Linked DNA regions of Mus musculus: region 2 is linked to region 1. A link is a loop called in an ENCODE intact Hi-C map of the cell type or tissue named here. Cell type or tissue: heart. All regions are shown on one strand. Each heading gives the region's core, and the rest is flanking DNA. Links, peaks and the distances in the headings are about the cores only.

What was found. Hi-C counts contacts between places; a loop is a spot of excess contacts. Peaks named below come from ENCODE experiments on the same cell type or tissue, not always from the same donor. Only the 100,000 strongest peaks of a DNase experiment are listed, where the experiment ranks them.
Region 2: it touches region 1 in a loop (2.9-fold over the local background); 11 of 42 quality-filtered maps call a loop at or near these places.

What each region holds. Positions count from the first base shown.
Region 1 is chr9:62,774,532-62,780,331 of GRCm38, reverse strand. Itga11 (integrin alpha 11) reads right to left here. Exons shown (of 30, transcript NM_176922.5): 27 at 3,609-3,719; 28 at 3,383-3,478. Among named protein-coding and RNA genes, the nearest start is that of Fem1b, 34 kb to the left of the region's middle. In heart, for the core only: a CTCF peak has its summit at 2,655 (motif pointing right); a DNase peak (open chromatin) is centred at 2,621; H3K27ac peaks cover 268 bases.
Region 2 is chr9:62,619,264-62,625,063 of GRCm38, reverse strand. No RefSeq gene overlaps it. Among named protein-coding and RNA genes, the nearest start is that of Gm39353, 28 kb to the left of the region's middle. In heart, for the core only: a CTCF peak has its summit at 2,751 (motif pointing left); no DNase peak of the experiment used is centred there; H3K27ac peaks cover 249 bases.

The DNA of each region.
Region 1 (5,800 bases), core at 371-5,370:
AGGATAGCCAGGACTACAAAGAAACTGACTCAAAAACAAAACAAAAACAAAACAAAATATAGTGAATTCCAAGACAGCTAGGACTACAAAAAAACCTGATTCAGAAAGAAAGGGAGAGAGAGAGAGATGAGAGAGAGAGAGAGAGAGAGAGAGAGATGAGAGAGAGATGAGAGAGAGATGAGAGAGAGATGAGAGAGAGAAAGAGGAGAGGGTAGAGGATAGAGGGGTGAGGAGAGAGGAGAGAGAGAAAGAAAAGGAGACAGGAGGCTGGAGAGATGGTGTGCGTACTGCCTAGGACCCGCTTTGGGCAGGTCATAGGCACTTGTATCTCCAGCTCCAGGGCATCTGATACCCTCTTCTAACTTCTGCAAGCACCTTCCCACATGTGTGTACACACACACACATTTTTAAACAATAAAATAAATGTTTTTTAAAAAGAAAATAAATAGCTGGGCGTGGTGGCACACGCCTTTAATCCCAACACTTGAGAGGCAGAGGCAGGCAGATTTCTGAGTTCGAGGCCAGCCTGGTCTACAAAGTGAGGTCCAGGACAGCCAGGGCTACAGAGAAACCCTGTCTTGAAAAACCAAAAAAAACAAAAAACAAAAAACAACAACAAAACAAAACAAAACAAACAAACAACAAAAAAACAAAAAACAAACAAACAAACAAAAAACCATAGTTCAGCCTGGGTTATTTCTGTTCCTCTTCAGACTTTTTTCTTTCCAAATGAAGGATGACCTCGGTGCTGTGGGACCCACTCGTGACCCCGTGAACGTGCCCCACCAGGTGGCCTTCACTATGCTCTCGACCTCGCTCTCACTTCTGTCTTCCTCTGCACTCCAGGTTCTGGATCATCCAGCTGTTCACCTGACTGTGACCCCCTCACCTCCAGACCTGTTTCCACCACGGCTTCCTTAGCAGCCCGTGGTGACACTCTTTATGCCAGCTTGCCATCCTTTTACATCCAATGGCGCCCATCAGCAAACCATCTCATTCTACTCCAGAAACCCCTAGAACGTGGCCAGCCCTCCTGCCTCCTGGCTCTGGTCCTGTCATCTTTTGCTGGAGTCTGCATCAGCCTCCCTACCTCAGTCTCACCCCCACCGCCTGTCCTCAGCTTGCAGTATGAGGAACACTTTCCCTCGGATGACAGAGCGGCGGTCCCTGCTCAGAACATCACATCTTCTCATGGCATTTGGAGGGCAGTGGTCCTTCTCGCCTTGCTGACCGCATCCGCTGCCCCTCACTCTGCTCCCGCTTTCCGTGCTACCACGGGGCTGTTCTCTCTGCCCTTGAGTGACCGACTCCCCCAGATACCTACACGTGCTCCCCAACCTCCCTGTGTGGAACTCAACTGAGCAAACTGTGTTCACTCCATCTGAATTTCACTCTTGAGTGCGGATTTCTTTCTGGGAAAGAAGCCAGAAAACAAAACAGAACACTGCCAGGGGTGGCCTGAGTTGAGTGGGGCTTCTCAGCTTGGCCCCCTGCTCTGTCTCCAGAGCATGGAGTGAGGCAGAAACAGCCACAGCAGCTAGCTGGGTGGTGGACCATTCACATTACTCCCTAGGCAACTCTGGGCAGGTCACTACTCAGGCCTCACCTCACACAGTCTCAGCTTTCCCTCTGAGACAGAGGCAGGGGTTAAGCCTTCGAGGTGTGCGGTGGGTCTGCTTGCGTGTGCACAGGGCTCAACCCTTCCATGGTTTCTGCTTCATCCCCAAAGGCTGGGTGGGCCTTTGTGCTGCCTTCCTTGCCCACTGACCTAGCCATGCTGGGCACTATATAACCTACTACAAGTGACACGCTCAGTACAATAGGATTTTTTTTTTTTTGAGGGCATCTTGGGCTAGGAAGAAAGTTCACCTAAGAGATAACCAGGTGGTGGTGGTGGCGCATGCCTTTATTCCCAGCACTGGGGAGACAGAGGCAGGAGGATCCCTGAGTTTGAGACCATCCTGGTCTACAGAGTGAGTTCTGGGACAGCCAAGGCTATACAGAAACCCTGTCTCAAAAACTAGAAAACTAAACAAAACAGAGATACTCATGGGGGGGGGGGAGGGATGGTTAACGGGGGAGGGGCTTCCTGACACTTGACACATCTTTGAAGAATTACTACCCAGGGCCATCTCCAGAAACGGCTCCCTGGCCACTCTGTCCATCTGCTTCCCTCAGCATGGCCGCACTTCCTGACTTCTCCCATGCTTGGTTACTACTGTGTTCAACTGCTTATGAATCTGCCGCCCAGGCTGGGGGCTGGGGAAAGGGATGGACCCCCATCCCATGCAGAATGAAGAAACACATGGTTGAAAGGAGGTAGCTGGTGCCCTTTCCCTCAGAGGGGCAGAGGTGTCAGGAGATTCAAGGCTTAGGCTGGGGCCCCAGGGTGGGACAGACCACCAGGATGTGGGGCTAACCCTCAGTTACCACAGTTCTTAGGAGAATCCCTGAGAACTGCTTCTGGGCCTTGACCCGTGATGTTCTATGCCTGGAAGGGTGCAATTACCGAAACAGCCTGATGGTGTCCCTTTGCCAAGCCTGCCTTTTTCCCCTCTTCTCCTTTATGCCTGTTTGTTTAACCCAGCATCTCCTGAGGTGTATAGGTGAGTGGCCAGAGCCTACAGCTCAACCAGCACTTCTGAGATATGAACAGTAGGGGGCAGCAAAGCCCTACTCCCAGCTGCCCCGTTTACACAAGCCCTAATTGTTCTCTAAGACCCGACTTGTTTAGGACAGTAGCTATCTCTCAAAGCCTCACCTCTTTTTCTCTGTCTGGAAGTCAAGGTAATGCTGGCCTATGTGGTTTTGTCTAGTTAAAAAAGAGCCCAGCACGGAGCCCTCTAAATCCTGCCCTCACCCTTACCACACCCATTGCTGCTTGCACTCCTTTAGAGCTGAGTCTCTAGGCAAGGGAGGGATGCAAGTTCAGGCTCCACCAGCAAGCCCAAGACAACTTCACTGTGGGGCAGCCAATCAGGGAGCCACCCTTTAGGTTCATGGGTGTGGGTGTGTGGTCTCAGTATCCTCTGTGTGAAACTCTGTGAGACACACAGGCGTCTCTTTATTTTTTCCCACAGCACAGAGCCTAGCACGCTGAGGTACCACGCCAATGCTTGAGTCTGGTCTCTTGCCAGTCTGCTCTGCGTGTGTGTGTGTGTGTGTGGTGTGTATATGTATGTGTGTGTGTTTGCACGAGTGCTTTTTTTTTTTTTCTTTTGATAGTCTTTCACTGACCTGGAGCTAGGCTAGCTAGTGAAAAAGACCAAGGATTTGTCTTCATTTCCTGAATGCTAGGATTACATCCTAGCATTTCCTGAATGCTACACCTGTCGTCCCCCCCCATTCCCCCCCTCCCGGTTTTGGACTCCCTGGAGCTCACCTGGCGGCTAGGGTCTTCCTCTCGGAAGATGAAGGGGCTGTGGAACTGCCTCTGCAAGGCGGCGTTGACTGTGATCTTCAGAGACCTGTACTTGAGCTGTAAGACCAGGGCCTTCTTCAGAGCCGGCTCTGGGAGCCTCTGTTCCCTCTCAGGCAGCCCCAGGTTGGAGACTCCCCCCACAGCCACCTCCTCCCTTCCTTCCAGTCCTGCTGAGGGTCTAACTTACTGCTTTCAGAGATGTCAGCCACAGGTTTCCCACCAGGTAGAAGCTGGTCTCCTGGCTGGGGGCCAGCCTCAGGTTGCAGATGATGGAGACCACGTCGGAGTTGCTGTGATTCTGGAAGAGAGTTGTCGGGATGGGCGGGGGCTGGAGGCCAGTGGCCTAGAATGTGAGCTTGGGCCATCAGACAGGCCTGAGGCTGGACCAACTGGGAAAGGGAAGCCGACCCGAGGCTGGACCATCTGGGAAGCAGATGGCTGGGACAAGGATAGAGGTATGTGGGGACACGAGGGACACCGAGAATACAAAGCAAGGAGGCCAGATTTGAAGTTGTGTATAACGACCAGTGTCCCAGGATCAGAACCTCCACTCAACACTGAGGACTTGGAAATCACCATATAAACAAGCTAAACGATAACTAAATGACAGTGCAGTAAGTCACAATAGATAGAGAAAAGTATTGCAGGCAATCAAACTTCCGGAGAGTGTCCCAATCAATCAATCAATCAATCATGTGTACACACATGCACATACCCAGAGCAAGTGTCATATTCAGGATCAAGACAATTCCAACCTCTCTCTCTCACACACACACACACACCTGCCATCAATTCTGTTTCTACTGCCCTGGTGGCCAGAGCCAGGGTAACATGTCAGGAAAAACAACTTGTTTTGGAGTGTTTGGAAAAAGTGGCAGAGACAGATGGAAAAGTGCATAAATCTTCATCTTGGAGCATCTGAACTTTATTAAGGTAAAATTATTTTTGAGGTAGTCTTGTGCCCTCCCAACTCTACCCAAATCATGGGTGAAGTGCAGCAGGTTTCAAAATACTGTGTGGGGCTGCCAGGATTGCTCAGTGGGCAAAGGTACTTGTAACCCGGATGCCACCAAGTCTGATGACCTGAGTTTGAACCCTGAGAACTCAGATGATGGAAGAAGTAACTCCTGCAAGTTGACCTCTGACCTCCACATGGCTGCCATAGCACCTGCACACACACACACACACACACACACACACACACACACAAGAATGCATGTGAAAAAATTTTAAGTGCTTCATGTTTGTTTGGAGAAATGAGAGCTGACTCACTGAACAAAGCTGCTGGGCACACGTAGGAATTCAAAACGTTTCTTTTTCTCTCCCTCCCCCTCCCCCATGCACAGGCTATGCCTGTTTTGTCCAGCTGATCCTCCTGGCTGAGCCTACCCAGTACATACTGTTTATGTGGTGTTAGGGATCGGACCCAGGACTCCATGTATCACATTTCGCTTAATAAATTATTTTTTAAGTGTTTTTTTTTATACTGGGCAGTGGTGGTGCACACTTTTTAATACCAGCACTCTGAAGGCAGAGGCAGGCAGATCTCTGTGAGTTCGAGGCCAGCCTGGTCTATAGAGTGAGTTCCAGGACAGCTTGAGCTATCCAGTGAGACCCTGTCTCAAAAAATGTTTTTCACTAAGCATATATTATCTATACATTACATTGGGTCTCATTGTGACCTGTACATGCATGTGTATATTATATTTGGGTCATATTCATTACCCTCTCCTGCCCTCTTTTTAGTTTTTTTTTTTAAAGATTTATTTATTTATTTTATGTACACGAGTACAATTATAGCTGTCTTCAGACACACCAGAAGAGGGCATCAGATCCCATTACAGATGGTTGTGAGTCACCATGTGGTTGCTGGGAATTGAACTCAGGACCTCTGGAAGAGCAGTCGGAGCTCTTAATCACCGAGCCATCTCTCCAGCCTCCTCTCTTCTTGCCCTCTTTTTTTTTTTTTTTTTTTTTTTTTTTTTTTTTTTTTTTTTTTTCCAAGACAGGGTTTCTCTGTATAGCCCTGGCTGTCCTGGAACTTACTTTGTAGACCAGGCTGGCCTCGAACTCAGAAATCCGCCTACCTCTGCCTCCCAAGTGCTGGGATTAAAGGTGTGAGCCACCACCGCCCGGCTCCTCTCTTGCCCTCTTAAGACTCCTGTTAACCCCTCTTTCCAACTCCAGATCAATAAGCTATTTTTAAGTTACATTTTAAAAATGTTTGTATGTGTGAGAGAGACAAACCAAGACAGAGAAAGAGACAGAGACAGAGACAGAGATAGACACACATGCACACCCCCACTCCCCCTGAGAGAGAGAGAGAGAGAGAGAGAGAGAGAGAGAGAACCAGGGATGGAACTCAAGTGGCCATCTTGG
Region 2 (5,800 bases), core at 501-5,500, 160 kb after region 1:
TGACTCAGGGCAGCTTACTGACAGGAATTCCACAAATGTCACCACATTCTGAGCCTGGGCTACAGTTTTTCTTAAGTGACTAATGTGTGGGATCACAGTTGTCACATTCTCTCCAACATGGTGGAATCTGACTCAGAGAAGACATCCCCCAATGTTTAGGAAACGGATGGGCTGAGGAGTGACTGCGCCCTCCCACTTCTGGTCCTCTGACCACAGAGATGTTGCCTAAGGACGCCTCCCCAGCATCCGATGACTAGCCCTGGAGTGTCCTGCCTGTGTGGCTGGAAGCCCTGCCTGCCATGTCTGACCAAAAAGGGCCATCTGCCAGTCCCTGCCTTGTCTGGGTGACTTCATTCTAGAGACAATTGTCACTGTATTAATATGTGTTCGAGGACATTGTGGTTGGCACTCTCGTCATAGGCAGACAGGCACGACTCCAGAAGCACCCAACAGAGAAGGGCTTTTCCTAAACACCTCCTCCGCAACTGGCTGAAGTCTCACAGATTAAGATTTGTCACTGGGCAAATCCCAGCTCCAGCCCCATGCCTCTTTTCTGGGCTCTTTTTAAAAAATTCTCTCTCTCTCTCTCTCTCTCTCTCTCTCTCTGTGTGTGTGTGTGTGTGTGTGTGTGTGTGTGTGTGTTGCCCCCAATTTGATGCACATGTGCATGGGGCCAGAGGACAACCTCAGAGGTTAGTTCTCAGGAGCCATCCGTCTTATTTTGAGACTGGGTCTTTCATTGGTCTGGCGCTCATGGATTAGGGGAGGCTGGCCGGCCAGTGAACGTCGGGATCCACCTGTCTCTGCTCTCTCAATAGAGGGATTAATTACACTGTTGTGCTTAGCTTTTGGTTACATCGGTTCTGGGAACTGAACTCAGGTCCTCACCACCTGGGCAGCAAACATTGAATAGATTGAGCTATTACCACAGGGCCCTGAGTCCTTTTAAAGCTATAGAACTTTGCATCTGCCTCTGAACAGAGGGGATGGGTACAAATACATCTGCAGCCGGGACAGTGATATCACCAGTGTGTAGTGTGTGTGTGATATAGCATGTTCTGCATGCACGCAGGGCTCACCTTAACTCTGCCAGCTCTGCCAGCCCAAGGTCTGTAGGCTTTACAAACCCAGGGATGAATGCATCCCAACAGAACTGCAAACGTATCTGAAACATTAGGAGAGTTTTGGTCTATTTGTTTTTGTTTTGGTAACCTGATTGCAAGGTTCTCAAGTGTGAAATCTATAGGTGACAAAGTCATGTCACAAAGTCAAAAGGTTGGATACAGGGCTGGTGAGGTGGCTTAACTGGCAAAGGTACGCGGAGACATACCTGCAAACGTGAATTTGATCCCCAGAACCCACATGGGAAAAGGAGATAACTGACTCCCAGTTTGTCCTCTCTCTCTCTCTCTCTCTCTCTCTCTCTCTCTCTCTCTCTCTCTCACACACACACACACACACACATACCTTGACAATACTACCACTCCAACACACACAATGTAATTTAAAGAAGAGGTTGGATATATCTACTAGGGTATATTGCTAGGTGTCTTAGTCAGGGTTTCTATTCCTGGACAAAACATCATGACCAAGAAGCAGTTGGGGAGGAAAGGGTTTATTCAGCTTACACTTCCATACTGCTGTTCATCACCAAAAGAAGTCAGGACTGGAACTCAAGCAGGTCAGGAAGCAGGAGCTGATGCACAGGCCATGGAGGAATGCTCTTTACTGGCTTGCCTCCCCTGGCTTGCTCAGCCTGCTCTCTTATAGAACCCAAGACTACCAGCCCAGGAATGGTACCACCCACAAGGGGCCCTCCCCCTTGATCACTAATTGAGAAAATGCCTTACAGCTGGATCTCATGGAGGCATTTCCTCAACTGAAGCTCCTTTCTCTGTGATAACTCCAGCCTGTGTCAAGTTGACACAAAACTAGCTAGTACACTAGGGTATATTTAGTCCAATGAATAGGTTAAAAAAAAAAAAGAGTCAGAACAATCAAATACTCACTTGATGTGCCATAACTGGATGCCTCCTGTTTGCAAGGCCACAGAGCTATAGTCTTGGAGGCTGGTATCTAGTGGGGAGAAAGACAGGGCAGCTGAACAGAGTGGATGCTAAGTAAAGACATCCACAATTAACTGGGAGTGCACTACAGAAATGATCAGAAATAGGTGAGCCAGAACAGAAGGGATGGAGAGAAACATTTTCAGACCCTGATAAGGACAGACAGCCTCGAGCTCTGATCGTTTCAGAAGACACCTGTATCAGGTGGGTAGAGCATACAGGAAATGAAGAGTTTAAAATAGCATGGGACAGAGCATGACAGGAGCAGAGCTTCCAGTGTGGAGCCACTGAGGTTCCTGCAGAGAGAAAGTCCTTGGTGGGGTCTGCTTTAAATATGTCCACAGAGGGCTACCAGGGCACAGTAACAATGTGACTAGGCATCCTGGATGGGGTGCCAGGATAGAAAAGGGGCATTAGAAGAAAGCTAGTGCCACCCTGATAGGCATGGATTTCTGGTGATAAACAGTCCGGGCTCCTTCCTTGGCATAGATGCAGGAAAGCACATAGTGGCGGCTTCGGGAAGGGTATGTGCCGCACTCTACACTGCTAAATTTCGATAACTCGAACATTTCTCAAACAAAAATAAGGGTAGGAGGGGCAGGAGGGAGGACGGGTGGGAGGGAGGGCTGAGCTGGTAGGGAGGGCTGGAATACGGAAGTGCGGAGCTGCTGCCGTCTAGTGGTAAGAAGCAGGCTCTACAGGAGGCAGAGAGGCCAAGGGGAGGGACTAAGCTGAAGGTTCGAATCAGCATTGATCATCTTGCTGAAAGCACCAGGTGTGGAGGAAACATCACAAAAGATAAAGGTGAGAGATAACCCCAGTATCCCTAGGAGCTGATCCAATAGAGCAGAATTCTTCCCAGCAGTGCTTCCCAAACCCTTGGTGGCAATGGGGCTGGTTTCTTTGTTGTTGTTTGATTGGCTGGTTTTAAAATCCACTTACAGTCCAATCTTTTGGCTGAGACCTATTTAATGCAGCATGTCCACTTGAGCATGCTTGGATTTCTAGCATTCCCAAAAGACTCTAAGGGGGCTGCATACTGTTGTGGTCTCTTTGCAGACCAGAAAAAAAAAAAACCCAATTTACAGACTGGCACTTGTCTGCCTTAACCCTCACAATTATCTATTGTGGAGAGTTGCAATCACAAGGTGTGGGTGACAAAGTGACAAAGTGTGCCCGGAGATACAGCTTGGTCAGCAAAGCATAAGCAGGAGGACCCAAGTCCAATGCTCAGAAACCACACACAAATCCACATGTGGTGGAGCATGCTGCATCTGGAACTGGGGAGAGAAGATAGAGGGATCCTGAGACTCAATGGCCCGCCAGCCTCAACAAAGAAGCTTTGTCTGAAAGAAAGAAAGAAAGAAAGAAAGAAAGAAAGAAAGAAAGGAAGGAAGAAAGGAAGGAAGGAAGGAAGGAAGGAAGAAAGAAAGAAAGAAAGAACAAGTAAGGACACCCGAGGAACTACACCAGAGATTGACCTCTGACCTCTCCAGGCATACACACATTTATCAGCACAAATGAACACACATGCATACATGCACACAAAATTCGGGGTGGGGGTTGACCTTGGAAAGGTTTGCAAGCCATCTGAGGTCACACTGCAGGAAACTGCAGGGAGCTGGGATTTCATCTGTGGTCAGTCTGTCTGGAGCGGTGATCCACCCATTTCACGTGGCCCCTCCATCACTCACACAGTGCTGTCAGCACCGGATCGCCTTCCTCATGTCCTTTCGACTGTTCTTGAAGCTCTTCCTCAGGTCTTTTCCCCGAAGGCTCAATCATATGTGGTGTTGGTTGGCTGAAAGGAATGCTTGGGAAAGCCTTTGCCAGGCCTGACATCACAGCCTGTGGTCCCTCATGGCTGGGACAAACAGAGAGCTCAGAGCCACAGGAGACCTTAGCAAGAGGTCAGGAACACTGACCCTGACCCTGGCATCATGCCCGGGTCTCTGTTACTGACAAGGGAGGGTCACAAAACACCCCATCCAAGGATGGTCCTTCACTGAGTCTAAGCAGCACTTAGCAGCAACTACAGAAGTCAACAGAGAATGCTGGGCACCTGGTCACACTCAGACACAGCAGAGTGGGAGCCGTGGTCGCTTCTGCCACGTGGAAGTGCCAGGAGGATGGGAGGGACTTGTTTATCACTTTTCCTATCCACATCTCTCCACTCTGACAAAGGTGAGCTCTGGCCACTTCTCAGGTGTGGTTACAGGGATGTGTAGTGAGAATTTCAGTTTCTGGAAAAACAAACAAACAAACAAACAAACCTAGTTATATTATGTGAATATGTTTTTGTTTTATCCCAGATGTGGGATATAGGGCTGCTTCAGATTGTCTACAGCAACTGACTATGATTTGTCTCCTGCTCTGGCAGAGGTGTCATTCTGCCAGCTGAAGATAGTTTACATTTGGAATTCTGGGGACTCTTGAGGGAGTATCAAAATGCCAGAGTCCTAGAGGGGACAGCAGCTGCTCTTCCCACTGCTGCTGCTCTCCGCTGCTGCTGGTGCCTGCTGTTGCGTTTGCTGTGTTGCTGTTTGCTGGATTGCTGGTTGGAGAGATACACCGATGAAGATTGTTCTTGCCCCCAATCAGCAGGAAGTAGTCTAAAGGACTCTTCACCCCCTTTTCCCTCTAACCTTCCTTCTTGCCCACCTAGTGTTGGGGTTGGAAGGGACTGGGGTGGGGAAGGGCGGTAGATAAAAGAACCCAATAAAGTGGCCAAAGGAACAGTTACAGGGATAGAAGGGATGCCCTTGGAAGCTACCTCCTTTTGGGCATCTTAGAAGCCCCTAGCTTCCAGCAGATAGGATTCCCACAGAGGACAGTCAAGATGGTCAAATAGAGTATGAGGTTCCCCAGCCTTCAAGCAAGGGGCTAGAAATTAGTGGTGCTGTGAAACATGGGATCCTCTCTGAGGTCCAGAGCTTGGAGGACCTTGACTACAAGCTTGGCAGTAGTAAATGCTTAGGCGAACTTCCACTCTCCTAGGTGACCCACCCATGCATTGATTAAATGGTGTACTTGCCCAGACTCTGAGAAAACCAGAGCAACACAAGGAGTCCTTCAGAAAATGGCAGCTCATGTCTTGCACACTCCACTTCTGGCTGTGAAACATTCTCCTTCCAGCCTCGGCTCACACTCTTCAGGCCCTAACTCAGGGACAGTTCTTGAGGCAGGGACAGCCCCTCTCGGCTAAGGATAAAGTATGTGTGCCTCATCAAAGTATGAAAGATTACTAAAATGAAGTAAGTCACGATACTCCCACGGGTGCTCATGGTCCCCTCATCCTCCATCTTCAGGCCTAGCTCCTCCCCTCTGTGTGTGTGTGTGTGTGTGTGTGTGTGTGTGTGTGTGTGTGTGTGTGTGTGTGCATGGGCATATGTCTAGTACTACCATATGGAAAGAAGTGTAAATGAGCTAAGTGGCCATTTGGACAGTTCATGACTAATGAGTAAAATAAAAACCAACTCAGAATCAAGGTTAAAGGTACACCTGTACTTGCATGTTCATGACAGCGGTGTTCACGCTGGCCGAGGTAAGAGATAGCTCTAATTCCATCAATGGATGAAGGGATAAAGAAAGGCAGTTCAATCTTGGTCAGAGGTTTTGTTGAGTTGTTTATTTGAAGGTGATTACTCTGGAATACTCATAACTGGCCAAGCTGTCAAGAACATGGCTGGAGAGATGGTTCAGCAGCTAGGAGGGAGCTCTTACAGTAGAGACCC